Regions from separate parts of the Mus musculus genome. Here region 1 is linked to region 2. The links are chromatin contacts, found by Hi-C or POLR2A ChIA-PET in ENCODE. All regions are on one chromosome and are shown on one strand. The core of a region is the stretch at or near the end of the contact, and the rest is flanking DNA. Distances in the headings are between cores, read along the strand shown. Region 1 overlaps Plxna2 (plexin A2). Region 2 holds the start of Plxna2 (plexin A2).

Region 1 (6,927 bases), core at 2,788-5,287, 130 kb after region 2:
TGTCTTTTTTCATGTTACCCCTAGAATATAGCACTTTGGTCTTGTGATAGCTCATGGATTGTTTGAAGTAATAGCTTTGTTTTAATGCTGGTTGTTTGTTTGCTTGTTTGTTTGTTTGTTTGTTTGTTTTTATTCTCCTGAAGTGTGTACTACTAGCCCATATGGAGAACCAGACCAAAAGCACTAGCTGATGGGTGAAATTAAAGTTATGTGACAGTATACACAGGGCAGGTCCATGGGAGCTTCCTACTGTAAGGATCTCCTCCCAGTCTCTCTGGCAGCTGTCGCTCTGATTTGTGCCTAGCTTGTAGATCATAAAGAATAATGCAAGTTCTCAAGCCCTCCCTCCTTCTAAGTTTCCTGTTTCACTCTACTCTGCCTTAAAAAAAAAAAAAGTCACACCAGGAGGGCCCAGGAAACAGGAAAAATAGTTGTGCTGTTGGTTTCATGTTTGGAGAAGAACAGGGTTTCACTATCTCCATGGCACTTGGCATGAAAGTGGGCTTTGTTGCCAGAGACACTGCTTTCATTCAAGGCCCCCGTTCCCAGCTGCTGAGAGCTGGGCTGTGTTTTGACAGACGGGCTGAATGTAATGCAGACAGTTGTTTTAATTTCCAGCCAGATGCAGACATCACTCACAAGGAGCCCAAAACCCAAAAAAGGGAATGGGCACTGGACTGATGCTCTTAGGCCTTGCAGAGTAGACCAGAGCAGGCCAACAGAAACCTATTGAGCACTGGATTCCCAGATATCCTGAGAGATTTAGAATCATGAGGCCTGCCTGGGCTTGGCACCCACTTCTCCAGGAGACATCTGTCAGAAAGGTGCTTCTTGTAGGTGTTGCCAACTGTGAGGAGGTTTCAAGGGTTTTTCTTTGGTAGTGATAACTGGATGTTTTCTTTCAGTTGTCAGATGTGGAAGTCTTGAGCTGGAAAGCTCCATAGGAAAAGCATTTACTGCACAAGCTCAGATCCCTAGAATTCACATAAAGCTGGGCTTGGTAACATGGTTTAGAATCCCAGTGCTACTTCAGCAGGATTCTAGGGGAAGGGAGGGAGTTCTAGGAGAAACCCTGGAAACCCACAGGCCAGCTACCTTGTTGTATATCTTAGTGAACAACATGAGCAGTTGCAAACAAAGTAGGAAGCAAAAACTTGCTCCTGAAATTGTCTTCTGACCACATGTTCACTATGGCAAATACATGCCTGCATTTACAGACACACACACACACACACACACACACATGTATATATATATATGTGTGTATGTGTGTGTGTGTATATATATATATATATATATATATGTATATATATATGTGTGTGTGTGTATGTGTGTGTATAACATATGCACATATATACTATACACACACACATATATATGCATATAAATATATAGCATATGCACATATATACCATATATACATACACAAAAACACAAAGATAAAACTATTTTAAATATTTTAAAGAAATAGTCTCAAGGAGATATGAGTAAATACAGATAAAATTTTTGGATAACAGTCTTCTTTCAGGGCTAAATTCCCTTTCACAGCCTCCAAAGGAATATCACCCTGCTTGCCACTCATTACCATGATGAGTAGTATATTTTAGACAAAGTGACTATTGCAGATCAGACAGTCCTAAATTTGTTATGTCAAGCTTTCTCGTCTGATACTGTAAATCTGTTTCAGTGGTCCATGATATCATTAGCCTCTTTCCCTATTACATCACCCTAACAGGTCATATCAGACTGATCTACAATCAGCTTAAACCCTCAGATATATTATGCTTGAGGTTTTTAAACCAAGATTTCACAACCTACACTTGAGGTGTCTACTTTTTAAACAGAATTTCCAGATTTTATGCTTACTTTCCCTACATCTTATTTCCTTATCAAGGAAGTTTGACTTTTAAGGCTCAACATATTAAGTGTTATAGTGTACTAAGAGTGGGTAGGCCTAGAATGACATACTGCCTCTCCAAGTCTACAAGTTCAAGTTAGAATGAACTTATCTGTAACTTTTGCCCATGATAACCCTTCAGTTTGAAAAGTCTTTTGGGTCTTTCCATCTGCTGGCTCTTCTTTTCATATCCTCTTCTCCCTTCTCCTCTTCCTTATTCTCCCCTTCCTCTTTCTCCTTCTATTTCTATTATTTTTATAAGACTGAGTTTTTCTTTGTAACCCAGACTAGCCTGGAATTCACTATGTAGCACAGGCTAGGTAACTTATATATAATACTCCTATCTCAGCTCCCACTCAAAACTCAAGTGCTAGAATTCCAGACATGTGCCAGCATGCTCAGCTGGATATATTCTCATCTTTGAAGACTTGCCCTTAACCTCTGTCTCCATATTTTTGACAGATTAGCCTGAATGCCCTTCATCTGAGCTCCCACAGCACTTAGTGCTCACACCAATACTGAGCAACACACAGAGCAAATCTCAGTTAGGGAACTGTGGACTCCTGTGAACTGTTGGGCTTTGTACTGGCTGATTCTGTGCCATTTGTTGTGGATTCTCTATAGCTGAACATCAAGGCTGCCACAGAACTGGCATTCAATCAGTTTCCCCTGAGTTTACCATGTTAGATCCATGCTAATCCTCTGGAAAGGATTTTGTGAACATGCTCCCCTTAGATCTGTATTTTCCTGCCAGTAGCAGAATGTTGTCACTGGGCTGGCTGCAGGTCACATTTTCACCTGGGCTCACACTTCTAGTAGGTGACAGTCCTTTATGGCCTAGCAAATGAATTTGTATTTCCAACCCAGCATGCATGTTTGCAACTCAGAAGCCTCTTACCCAGCCAGCAACAGACACCTAAGATATGTCAAATGGAAAACTCCAACCCTCTAGCCCTTTTGCTTGGCCTTTGTTGTCACATGTGCTGGGCAGGTGCAGGAGAGTGGTGTCCACACGCACCCTACTCAGGAGCTTGCCCAGGCTCCTCCAGAAAACCAGGAGGGCTTTCAAAAGCTAGGCTTTTTAAAGGGGGTTTGCAAGGGGGGGGGTGTGCTTGATCTGCAATTTCCCACTAACCAGGCAAAGCAGAATCAAACAGGCAGCTCTTCTCTGTGGAGATTCCCATTTTGCCAGACTTTCCAAAGAATGGGAGATTTACTAGAGAAACTGAATGCAGACATCAGAGAATGGGATAATTGGATCCAGGTGGTACACTTGGTTGGCTATGAATATTATTTCATGGGAAAAGTTTCTTCCCCCACCCCATGTGTGCAGTGCAGGAAGGATGTCTCAGCCCAAGCCCAGCTGAAAGCTCTTCAGAGATGAGTTTGTGCCACTCAATAGCCTTTTAGCAGAATTAACCATTTTCAACACTTGTCAGGCTCTCGAAAAGACACTGATAGAAAGAAGCAATAGGCTGGAGGATTTTCTTTCTACCCTTGGTAAAAATCAAAGAGTCTGGAGCGACCATTGAGATACTTCCTGTTTAGGGTTAGCCTCTTCAGATTTGCCCACAATGAGATGGAAATACCTTAGGGGGAATAAAGGAGAGAATTTTGAAATGTATCTTCAATTTGTCACAACATGACCTTCCCATGTTCCTTTTCCTCTCTCTGCCAGGTCACCAGGGTCCCTGTTGAATCATGTGAACAGTATACAACTTGTGGAGAGTGTCTAAGCTCAGGGGATCCTCACTGTGGCTGGTGTGCCCTGCACAACATGTAAGTTTGTGGTGTTCAGAGGTGGTCCTAGCATGCAGAAGACTGGGGGTTTCCTGGTGTGGTTGACTGGACAGTAAAGGAATTTCCCTCTTTTGAACAGTAGAGATTATAAATGAGACACAATGTGGAAGATAGTGAGAGGCCACAGGATTTGCTTCCTGCATGCAGTTCTTTGCTCATCCTCTCAGCAACTTTAAAACCACATGACTGTGTTCTCATGTGATTGTGAAAAGTCACAGGGCAACTGTAGAATCCTAAAACTTCCCAAAGCCTCTTGCATTGTCTGGACAAGAAGCTGGGCTAAGGCTTACAGACCAGATGGTAGGACGCCAGAACTTGGAATTTGCACTCCAGCTTGCTGCTGTGTGACCCTAGGTGGGTCCCCTGACAACTCTGGGTCTCCATTTCTCCTTTGCCTATTTCACAGGTGAACTGTGAAACCTAAATGAAATAATAAGTGCTTTGGAAATAATGAAGAGGCAATACAAATCAAAATAATTATTAAGGTCTCTGTACCCTTGGGAGGACCCTTCTGGCCTCTTTATTTCATGATTCCAAGAAGTCTGCACTGCATCCAACTGGCCACATATTCCTATTCAAATACATCCCCACCATTGAACAACAGCTCAATAGAAATGCAAAATCACACTTAAACTTCCTAATTCGAGGAGCCCCAGAGGAAGAGAAAAAGGGTGAAAGCCCTAAAACGGGAGCCTGGCTAGGGATTCTGTTGCCCAATAGTGATGGAAACTCCATGGCGCCATGCCAGCTAGCAAAGCGTTTCTATGAAATGTGCTGGGTTTGGGGTGGAGGCGGAGGCAGAGGGCCAGAGTTCAGGGTCCTGCACAATAGCTCTTGGCTTTCAGCCTCTGCAGCAGGTGTTGGGAGGGCTCTGGAGAGAGGGAGGAAGGGAGGCTTCACAGATGCAAAATCTGGACTGGATTTAAGTCCACTAACAAAGGATTGAGTCTCTGCTTGGGTTTTGGAGGTAAGGGACTTCTGAAAAAGTGTTACAAAAGTGACATCAACAAAACCTGGACAGTAAGTTATCATGTAAATCAGTCAGGGGGTCAAGATGCCAGAGCCAGCAACTCTGCTACAGGAATGGAAAAGCTGGTAAATTTGTCAAGTTTCAGTGTGCCTGACCCAAGAATCTGCAGGCTCTTTCTCTGAGAATACAGAGAATGAGCTACATAGAAATGCCCAGGCTTTAGACCCTCACTCATAGATACATAGAAATGCCCAGGCTTTAGACCCTCACACTCTGCAATAGTTATTCACCTGTCCCATGTACATACATCCTGCTCCATCTTCCCTCCCTGCCTTTCTCTCCAGGCTTCAGTGCCTGTTACACTCTGCATATATAGAAAGAATGCAGTAGAATTACAGATTGGAGTTACTGTTTATTTTCTCCAGCTTATATCAGCATCTATTATTAGATCAGTAATGACCCCATCTCTCAACTACCCTAGAACACCTCATCCTTCTCCTGATCCAGGTCAGCTGTGTCTTCTAGAAGGATGGAACTCTTATCAAGATAGCCCAGATTTCCTCTGCTCACTCAACTCCTCACTTATCTTCAGGGAATCTTCCCCACCTCCCTGGGTACACACCTTCCAGCCATTCTACCTAGCAAGCTTGCCTGGGGGTAGGAGCTGCACCTGTTGTATGCAGGTTTCTCATTACCTGGCATTCATATCTTCAGGAGACCCTCTTGCACTCTTCTCCCACCTACCCCAAGACTGCCCATCTAGCAGGACCACGAGGACCCAGCAACTTCAGCCTCAGGCCTGAAAGCCAGCCTCTTCTAAAGCAGTAGAGGATTGAGGCAGAGGGCTGATAACAGAACCTCTGGGTCCCAGGAGATTCAAACCCTCCTGTCGCTTCTGTATTGTTTGCCCCTACAAGTGTTATTGTCTCCCAGACTATTTATCTCTGTTAGAGTTGTTGCCATAAATAGTATGATTCTTTCAAATAGAGTCATTTCAGTTAGTCAATGAGATAAAGGCTCTAGTCAAGAGCTCACTTTAAAGCCATCATAAGGATTCACTTAAACCCCCATAATTCTTCCTTTGACAGCACTCACATTTGAATCCATTATGTACTTGGAAGGAAAGAGGGGAGGAGCTTGGGTACTCAGAGTAGGAAATACTGTTTGACTATGTAGTACTGTACTATGTGACTATTTGGTTTGGAGCTACACTGGCCCTGAGCCTGTCCCATAAGACACAGCAGGTAGTAGCCCTAAGCTTCTGAGTTCAGGCAACACCTCACTTACCTGCCACCATGGAATGAGGACCTTGTGAAGCCAGAGATGATTTCAGAAGAAATGGCCATGTAGGCTTTCTGACACAAGCAACCCTGGATACCTGCTTTATTTGTCTCTGACTTAAGGCATTATTTCATGACACAAACATTCATTTAAAATATAGCATGTGACAGGTAGAATATCTCATTGAATAAAACGTGGATTCTTCTCTTAAAGAACTATTAATCCAGCAAACCATCATATGCATCCTGTCTCACAACAAAGACCCTTGCCTGTTAACACCCTAGGGGGTAAATGATAATGTTATTCATCATTATTATTAATTTCAGTATTTCAAGGGCTAGCATGAGGATACATCCACTAAATGCCAGGCTGCATTCTGAGTACTTCTGCACTTTACTCTTAGAGTAGCCTTACAAAGTAGGGTATTATCATCCTTGCTAATTTAAGGATGAGAAAACAGAGAAGAGAAAGATTAAGTAACTAGACCAGCGAGACCCAGCTAGCAGGTAACAGGCCTGGTATTAGAGACTTACACTCTAGTTGTAGGGTTCATGTTCAGAGCTGTCCTTCTTAAGTACCCCAAATTTCTTACCTAAGCATTCCACATGGTGTTCTTTATACCTAACCAGCATCTTGGCTTGGAATTAATACCCCTTTCTGTGAAATAACATTAGCTACATGTGACAGTGGATACCTGAGAATACAGTGAAAGTCATCACAAGGCAACAAGGTATAGTGCTGGGGCAGCAATATACTCTTACCACAGGGACAGTGGAGCCATGACCTCTTATGAATTTGTGTTCATGTAGGTGCTCCCGAAGAGACAAATGCCAACGGGCCTGGGAAGCAAATCGATTTGCTGCCAGTATCAGCCAGTGCATGAGCCTTGAGGTACACCCCAACAGCATCTCTGTGTCAGATCACAGCCGGCTGGTGAGTACACAGCAGGGAGGACCGACCGGAGCACAGAGCAAACTTC
Region 2 (6,959 bases), core at 1,658-4,157:
AAAATAGCTTCAGGAAGTCCCTGAAACTGACTAGATCCACTAGGTGTCTGTCTGCCAGAGTAAGCAATAAAAGCCGAGAGAGCCTGCTTCAGATGGGAGGAAACTGAGCTGCAAAGAGTCAAACCAGCTGAGTGCTGAAGAGGTTTAGGCCAGAGTGATTGGAAAGGACACTTCCAACCTGCTGGGCTGCTGCAGGCTGTGCACTGTGTTCCAGGCTTTCCCAGCTGGCATCTGTGCTGGAGCAGACCTTGGTGATGCAGCTGCTTTGAGTAATTTCTGCCTGTAGGTCACCTCTCTCTCATACTTCTGTCAGCAACCCCAACAAAACTCATTGGTTCACCAAGTTGGACTTTGGTAGTGTCTGTGCTTTGGATTGTCAAGAGATCCCTAGCTGGAGTGAGTAGATGTGTGTTGCATCTACCTATGAAAAGTTTTGTCACACAACAACTAATAAGATTCATATCAACAGCTTTCCATTTTAAGGATACTATCAATTCTTCAAATACCTCCACATCTGGTTTTAACCTACCAGGTTCCTGGAGATTTCAAGTTAGAATCTCATCTTAGAAATGGGAAAGTTGGGGTCACCTAGGAAAGACAAGGGTGCTGCTTCCAGGTACCTCATAGATTAGGCTTCTGAAGTCACATCCTTAACTGGCTCCATTTTCAGATGATGCTCAGTGGCAATGTGGGAGTAGGGTGGCATCATGTCACCCAGCCTGCAGTGTGATCTGTCTGTAGGTGTTCTTTCTCCCACACTCTCCCTCTCTCTTCCTTTATTCATGACAGGCAGGGCAAGTGTGGGGAGAAAAGAACAGGATGGGTATATGTGGAGGAGTCACTTTCATTTAATGTACCCCCCATTCTTCATTTAAGGGTTTATTTCTAGATCACAGGGGTGGGGATGTGTAACTGAAATTATTTAAATTGTATTGTAATCATCTCAAAAATGAGATTAAATTGAGGCACTGAGAAGAGGCAAGAGATAAGACACAACACACACATAGTCATACAGCACTTGATTTAGAATTAAAGGCCCTATATTCAACAGAGAGCTTTATCACTTACCTTGCTCTACTAAGGATGGTCTCAGGGGAAGCTGGCTAGACTGTTGTTCCTCTCATTAAAAACATGGCAAAAGTGTAACAGAATCTGATAGCACCTTCCCTTTATCTTCCTTAACAAATTGTGCCTTCAATCCAGCGTACTCAGAAATAAAGAATAACGATCATTTGTGTAAAGAGGGAAGACACACTCACATGCAGACATAAACAATAATAGAGGAAGAATAAATGTGAGAATCACTGGGCATTTTATCAAAAATAAATGTTACATAAATTCAAAGGACAAGATAGGTGTGCATCACAGAATTCAGATTCTTTGTGGCTCCAAAGGACAAAATTGGCAACAGCTAGTGAAACTTACCGGAAACAAATTTTAGGCAATTAATGAATTGATTAATTTAAGAGTTTTTAAATGAGGTAACCATGTTTTGTTTTTAAGAATAGCTAATTGGACCAGGTATCCAGTGTGGTGGCATATATTTTTGAGTCTAGCACTTGGGAGGCAGAGGCAAGCACATTTTTGTGAGGTCTTAGCCACTATGGTTTGTAGTAAGGAGTTCCAGGACAGCCAGAGATACATAGTGAAGAAAACCAAACCAACCAAACTACCAAACAGCCAACTCTACATCCCAAAATCCCGTGTCTCTAATATAGTTGATGAAAGTGATCTTCTCTTCTCTTCTCTTCTCTTCTCTTCTCTTCTCTTCTCTTCTCTTCTCTTCTCTTCTCTTCTCTTCTCCTCCTCCTCCTCTTTCTTCTTCTTCTTCTTCTTCTTCCTCTCTCTCTCTCTCTCTCTCTCTCTCTCTCTCTCTCTCTCTCTCTCCTACTGAGAATTCAGTCAACTGTTTTTATATGCTTTCAGAAGCATCCCACATCCCTCTTTCTTTTTATACCGGTGAAGAGTATGGCCACAAGAGGGCAGTAGGGGACATTTGTCAGACACTTTGATGTGTTGAGTAAACTCGGTGTGTTCAATCTCCATCGGGGAATTCGAAGACCCTGAGACCTTGCAGGGGTATAGCTTGCACAGGCCCTCGCGGGAAAGCCGTAGCCGCAGTTGCAGATTCACAGACTACGAACCAAGGAATCAAGACCCGTGAGCGCGGAAGCAACCAGGACTGAAAAATCCTCTTTTCTGGGGATATTAAAGTTGTCTTAATCTTCTAGCCATTACCCTCTGCCTCCAGTACGAGGCGGGCTCGCGGGTCTGGATAATGCAAACGCTCCTGGTACTATGGTTTCCACAGCACCCACCCGAGTCAGCCCCTACCTCCTTTTCCAATGGAACAGGAAACCGGAGATGCAAAGCCAGACTCCTCTTTAAAATGTAGAAATAATTATCAACAACTTCAAACCTCTTTTGACAGCTCGTTGGCTTTCTAGAATTTGTAGGGTAGAGAAATTTGCTGTTCCGAAATCCGACACCCCATCTCAAGCCCATCAGTAATATATGTCCCTCCACACTCACCCCTAGCTCACAGGTGAAGAGAAAGGAGGGGAGGCTTTGCTTGGTGACAGGTGACGCCACGCGAGGGGATGGGGTGCTCTCATCACTCTGATCCCCTCCCGAAGCCTAGCCAGCTGGCTTACCAGGCCCCAAGACATGAGTCCCTAGACCCTGGTACAACCTTTCTGGGCCCTTGACTACTGACAGTGTCTGGTGGTCCAAACTGAGCGAGCAGAACGCCTGCAGAGCCGTAGCTCTGCCGGGTTCTTGGGTGGACCAGCTAGGGTATTCGGTCTGCGCGGGCGGGGCGCGTGGGCGGGGAGGGGGTTAACGCGGCCTCTATGATAATGAGCTGAGCGGTAATATAGGAGGCCGGCTGAGGGCGCCGCCACCGGAGCTGAGCTGAGCCGCGCTGCGCGCAGCACTGTCCGCGCAGAGCCGAGTGGGGGCGGCTGGAGCAGCTGCTGGGATCCTTCAGCTGAAGACGAGCGATCAGATCTGGTGGACCCGTGAGCCGTGGAGCCGCGGGGAGCTTATGGGCCCGGTCGCAGACAGAGCTGGCAGCGGTTCCTGGAGGAAATAGGGCCGAGCAAGCCAGGAGCAGAAGGGAAGGAAGCGCGGGATCGCTGATGTCAGAGCAGCCCGGAAAGTCGTGCTGGAGAAAACTGAAGACACCCGGCTTTGAGCCGCCCCGGAGGGACCCTGCGGGACCCCACGCCCCTTCACAACCGGGTCCCTGCGCACAAGCGACTGGGACGAAGACGCGAGGAACCATTCGGGGGCCACCCCAGGAATACAGGCAAGCGGCCGGCGCGGGCCGAGGATTTTAATGATCCTGGGTTACATGTGGAACTGGCTGCCAGTGTGACTCCCGTCAGGCAGGACTGGGCGCACGCTGCCCTGGGCAACCGCCAGTTGAGCGGACGAAGAGGGGACGCAGGGACAGACAGACACTGCCGAGCTGGGTAAGCAGCGCCCTCCGCCCTTTCCCCGAGCGCGCTCCCGCGGCGGTTCCTCCGGCGCAGCCTCCTCAGGTCCCCTTGGGGTCCCGGCCCCGGCCCCGGCTTGGTTGTGGCGGCGAGTATACGCGCGTGATCCGCCACTTTCGCAGCTGCAGTCTCCTGTCCAGGCTTCCGGGCCATAGACTCCAGCGGCTCTGGTGGTTCCGGCGCTCCGTGGCGCGCTTATAGCGCGCACCTGCCGGCTGTCTGCAGCTCTGGGGAGCGCCTGAGCGACGAGGTCGTCCCAGGGTTGGAGCCCAGAGAGGGCCTCCGTGGCACTAGCAAGATAGCCTGGAGCGACTATGGCCGGAGGCCGGTTGGGGGGCGTTCACCAGGCAGTGTAGTCCCGGGTGGCCGCTGGCTGTTCCAGTGGTTCAGTAGACTGGGAATCACCGGGAAGGAGAAGGCATCCTTTGCGTGCGTTCCGGGAATCTGTGAGAACGGTTTGGAAGCACTGTAGTTAAGTGTTCCTGTCCCCATCCCCCATGGCATAGTGCCCAGCTGGGGCCAGCCCCCTTGGTTTGAGCAACAGTGGTGCTGGTTGAAGTGGGAGTTTGTCCAGAGTCCAAGAGGCTCCTTAAAGCTCATTTCCCTCCATGTACTCTTTTTTGCCCTACCTCACGAAGTGATAGGATCTTAGAAAATTCCAGTTTCTTTTACTCATAGGTAGTCTTCGTAAATGTTCATCTTGAGCTGTATGTCAAAAGCTGAAAATGTCATTCCTAGGGCCCTCAAAAATGCCCACCTGTTTAACATGACCCTTGCCCTAGGAAGGGCTATCTCTTCAAATAGCTCAAGTAGAGATAAGAGGGAGAAAAAGCTGGGGGGAGGGAGGGGGTGCAACTTGGGAGAACAGGTCAGTCCCTACCATCTGGAAAGGAGAGTAGTTGTTGAGGGCAAGAATGTTCAGTGAAGATCCAAGATCACAGACAGATTAACTCTCTAGCCACTCATATGCACAACAGACAGAGGTGGATGGCTTTGGGGAGTGAGGCTACCAGATGTCTCTGAAGGCCATCTGTGGGGGATTAGACATTTTGAGACACAGCCATCCTTGCAGTGGACCAGGTCTGTACAGTTGAGTATCTGGGCTAGAACACAGACAATACTGAGATGGCTGCTTTCAACAGACCTGGAGTCAGGTTCAGCTCTCTGCAATTCCACACAATAGCAGGCCTGTCATACTCAGTCTCTTTCCAGATCTTGAAACTTCATTCTTCGCTCTGGGCTGACTATGAATGTTGGGGCTTTCCAGTAAGAACCCGTGCTCCTAGAGGAGCTTAACCCTGGCTGGAGGAATTCAGCTGTTCCTAATTGAAATGCACAACTTTCTGTGTAATCACCCTGGAAAACTCCTACAGTTGCAAGCAGCCCTCCATCCGCTGACCTCCAGGCAGGAAGATAGAAGAATTCATTAACTTCTCTTCTCCCCACAGAGCATCATTGGAAGTAATTACCTGTGATCTCTGCTGGGTGGCCTAGGGGTGGAAAATTGAGAGAGGGCAGGGAACCAAGGAAACAGAGTGGAATCTTGCCCCGTACCCCAGGAGGTTGCTTTTTTGTTTGTCTTCTACCTGACATCACCTCCTCTTGGTGCTAAGCCCCCACCCATCCCACAACTTGCCTCTACTACCACTCGCTAGTGTTACCTAAAGAACCTGTCTTCTCTTTTTCACAGTTAATCTTGTCCAAAAAATCTGTTGATAAAGGGGGCTCTGACTGATCTCTGTCCCCATACTGTCCTCAGAAAATTTGCACTGGGATGGGGGTAAATAGTCTTGAAAAACAAGAGAATATGGCTTTTGACCCATCTATAGAGGACACTCTGCTGAAGAGCAGCAAGCTCTGAGGTGCCAACGAGTTGGATAGTTTTCCCTCCAAGGGAAAAAAAGGCAAGGGGGTCTCTCAGCTGTTCCATTTTCATTGTTGTCAGGGCATAGGGACAAGGACCCTCACAGACTGGATCCAGGCAGGGGTGAAGAACAGCTGACCTTTTGGCCTAAGACTAAAGGAAGAACAGACAATAATAACATATGACTATCACTCAAGACTATGCCATCCCAAGGCTGCCGGTCCCTATCAGAGCTGCCCCGAACATCTCTCCTGTCTCTAGACTGTCAATGAAGGACTGCCCTCCAACATCCTTGACCAGGAGAAGTTGTATATGTGGTAGATGGTTAAGTTCAGCATCTGTTTTGCAGGAGTTATGTGCTCTAAATAAGGTTGGGAAGCCTCAAAAAACAGCCTCTACTAGGCCCCCTCTCCTGCTTACAAATACTCCTGATTATTCAGCTAATCTTTATTTCATGGGCAAGGAGACACAGGAGCAGGAGGGGAAGCCAGTGACATGCTTAAATACACAGGACAGCAGCTGGCAGGAGCTTTAAGCTTGCCAGCACAAGCAATCCCGAAATATTTCTGGTACTGGAGTCATCACTGTTTGTGGAGCCTTATGGTTTCTATTCCACCTTGCTTTCTATGACTGCCTCTGGAAGATACAGGATTTGGTGTCGGGGAGGCAATTCCTGTTTCCAGTCCCCCCTCCCCAGCTGTCTTCCTGCATTGCCATACAGCTGTCTCTGCACAGAGAGACTAGGGTACAATATACTTCTGTCCATTATGGCAAATGGAGAGGCAACCAGAGCCAACCCCCCTCCTAACCCCATGCAGATCATAAAGAGACAGGAGCATTGTGTTACAGTCTGTTAGCTGGAATAATCCAAGACTGCCTACAGGAAAGCAAGAGAAGCGGGTTTTGAGGTGCTGGGTGAAGTTTTTACAGCTAATATGTACAGCACCCCAACACTACCTTTCTCCCATTGTTACCCCTCCCCCCAGGGCTGTCTGTTATCAATTCATTCTATGTGAGTGTTCTGTTTCTTCCCATCACATATGCTCAGTTCAAACAATGATGAATGGAACCGATTCCCTTATGGGAAACAGTTTTTTCACTTAGTTACAAAGATTTCATGCCTGATTAGAGCAAATGAGGGGTGGGTGTGCCATCCCCTGCTTTTTTTTTTTTTTTTTTTTTTGGTCATTTCTAAAGGTGACCCCCCCCCCCCCCGTGGAGACAAAAAGAAAGGCAGTTCGCTGGGGTCAAACAGCTGGTCCCATTGCGCCTATTGGAAATGGCTGGTCTGAAGAAGCCACCCCTTTCCTCTGCTCAGCCCCCAGACTTCTTTGGGCCCTACTTCCTAGTATATGGGGATATGGAACCTCTGTACAACTCATTGCTCAATATTAGATTGGAGGGCAGGAATAGAAGTGAGAATCATTTTTGTTGGGGATAAGGTCCCTATGGAGTTCTAGTATGAGATGAGAGAAGGAAGGGAGGGTGGCAAGAAAGGCTTACAACTGAGCTCCTCCAGAAAGTTCCCTGCTTCAGCAGCTGGTTAATCATTATCCTGACTTGGTCTGGCTTAGTCTCTCATCTGGGTAGCAGGT

What was found. Hi-C counts contacts between places; a loop is a spot of excess contacts on that map. ChIA-PET counts read pairs that join two places held with the same protein, here RNA polymerase II (POLR2A).
Region 1: a map of heart shows a loop between it and region 2 (3-fold over the local background). The contact joins the enhancer-like site here to the promoter of Plxna2 in region 2. A Hi-C loop is called at or near these places in 4 of 37 maps with a recorded cell type or tissue (heart and left cerebral cortex). POLR2A ChIA-PET finds 5 or more read pairs at or near these places in 2 of 5 experiments (Patski and embryonic stem cell).

The regions. Positions count from the first base shown.
Region 1 is chr1:194,742,555-194,749,481 of GRCm38, forward strand. It overlaps Plxna2 (plexin A2), which reads left to right. Exons shown (of 32, transcript NM_008882.2): 5 at 3,576-3,676; 6 at 6,758-6,881. Among named protein-coding and RNA genes, the nearest start is that of Gm46202, 26 kb to the left of the region's middle. Within about 2 kb of position 4,038, at least 1 of the 3 ENCODE cell types and tissues checked has a DNase peak (open chromatin) inside an H3K27ac peak, as active enhancers do.
Region 2 is chr1:194,616,922-194,623,880 of GRCm38, forward strand. It overlaps Plxna2 (plexin A2), which reads left to right and starts at 2,908. Exons shown (of 32, transcript NM_008882.2): 1 at 2,908-3,476.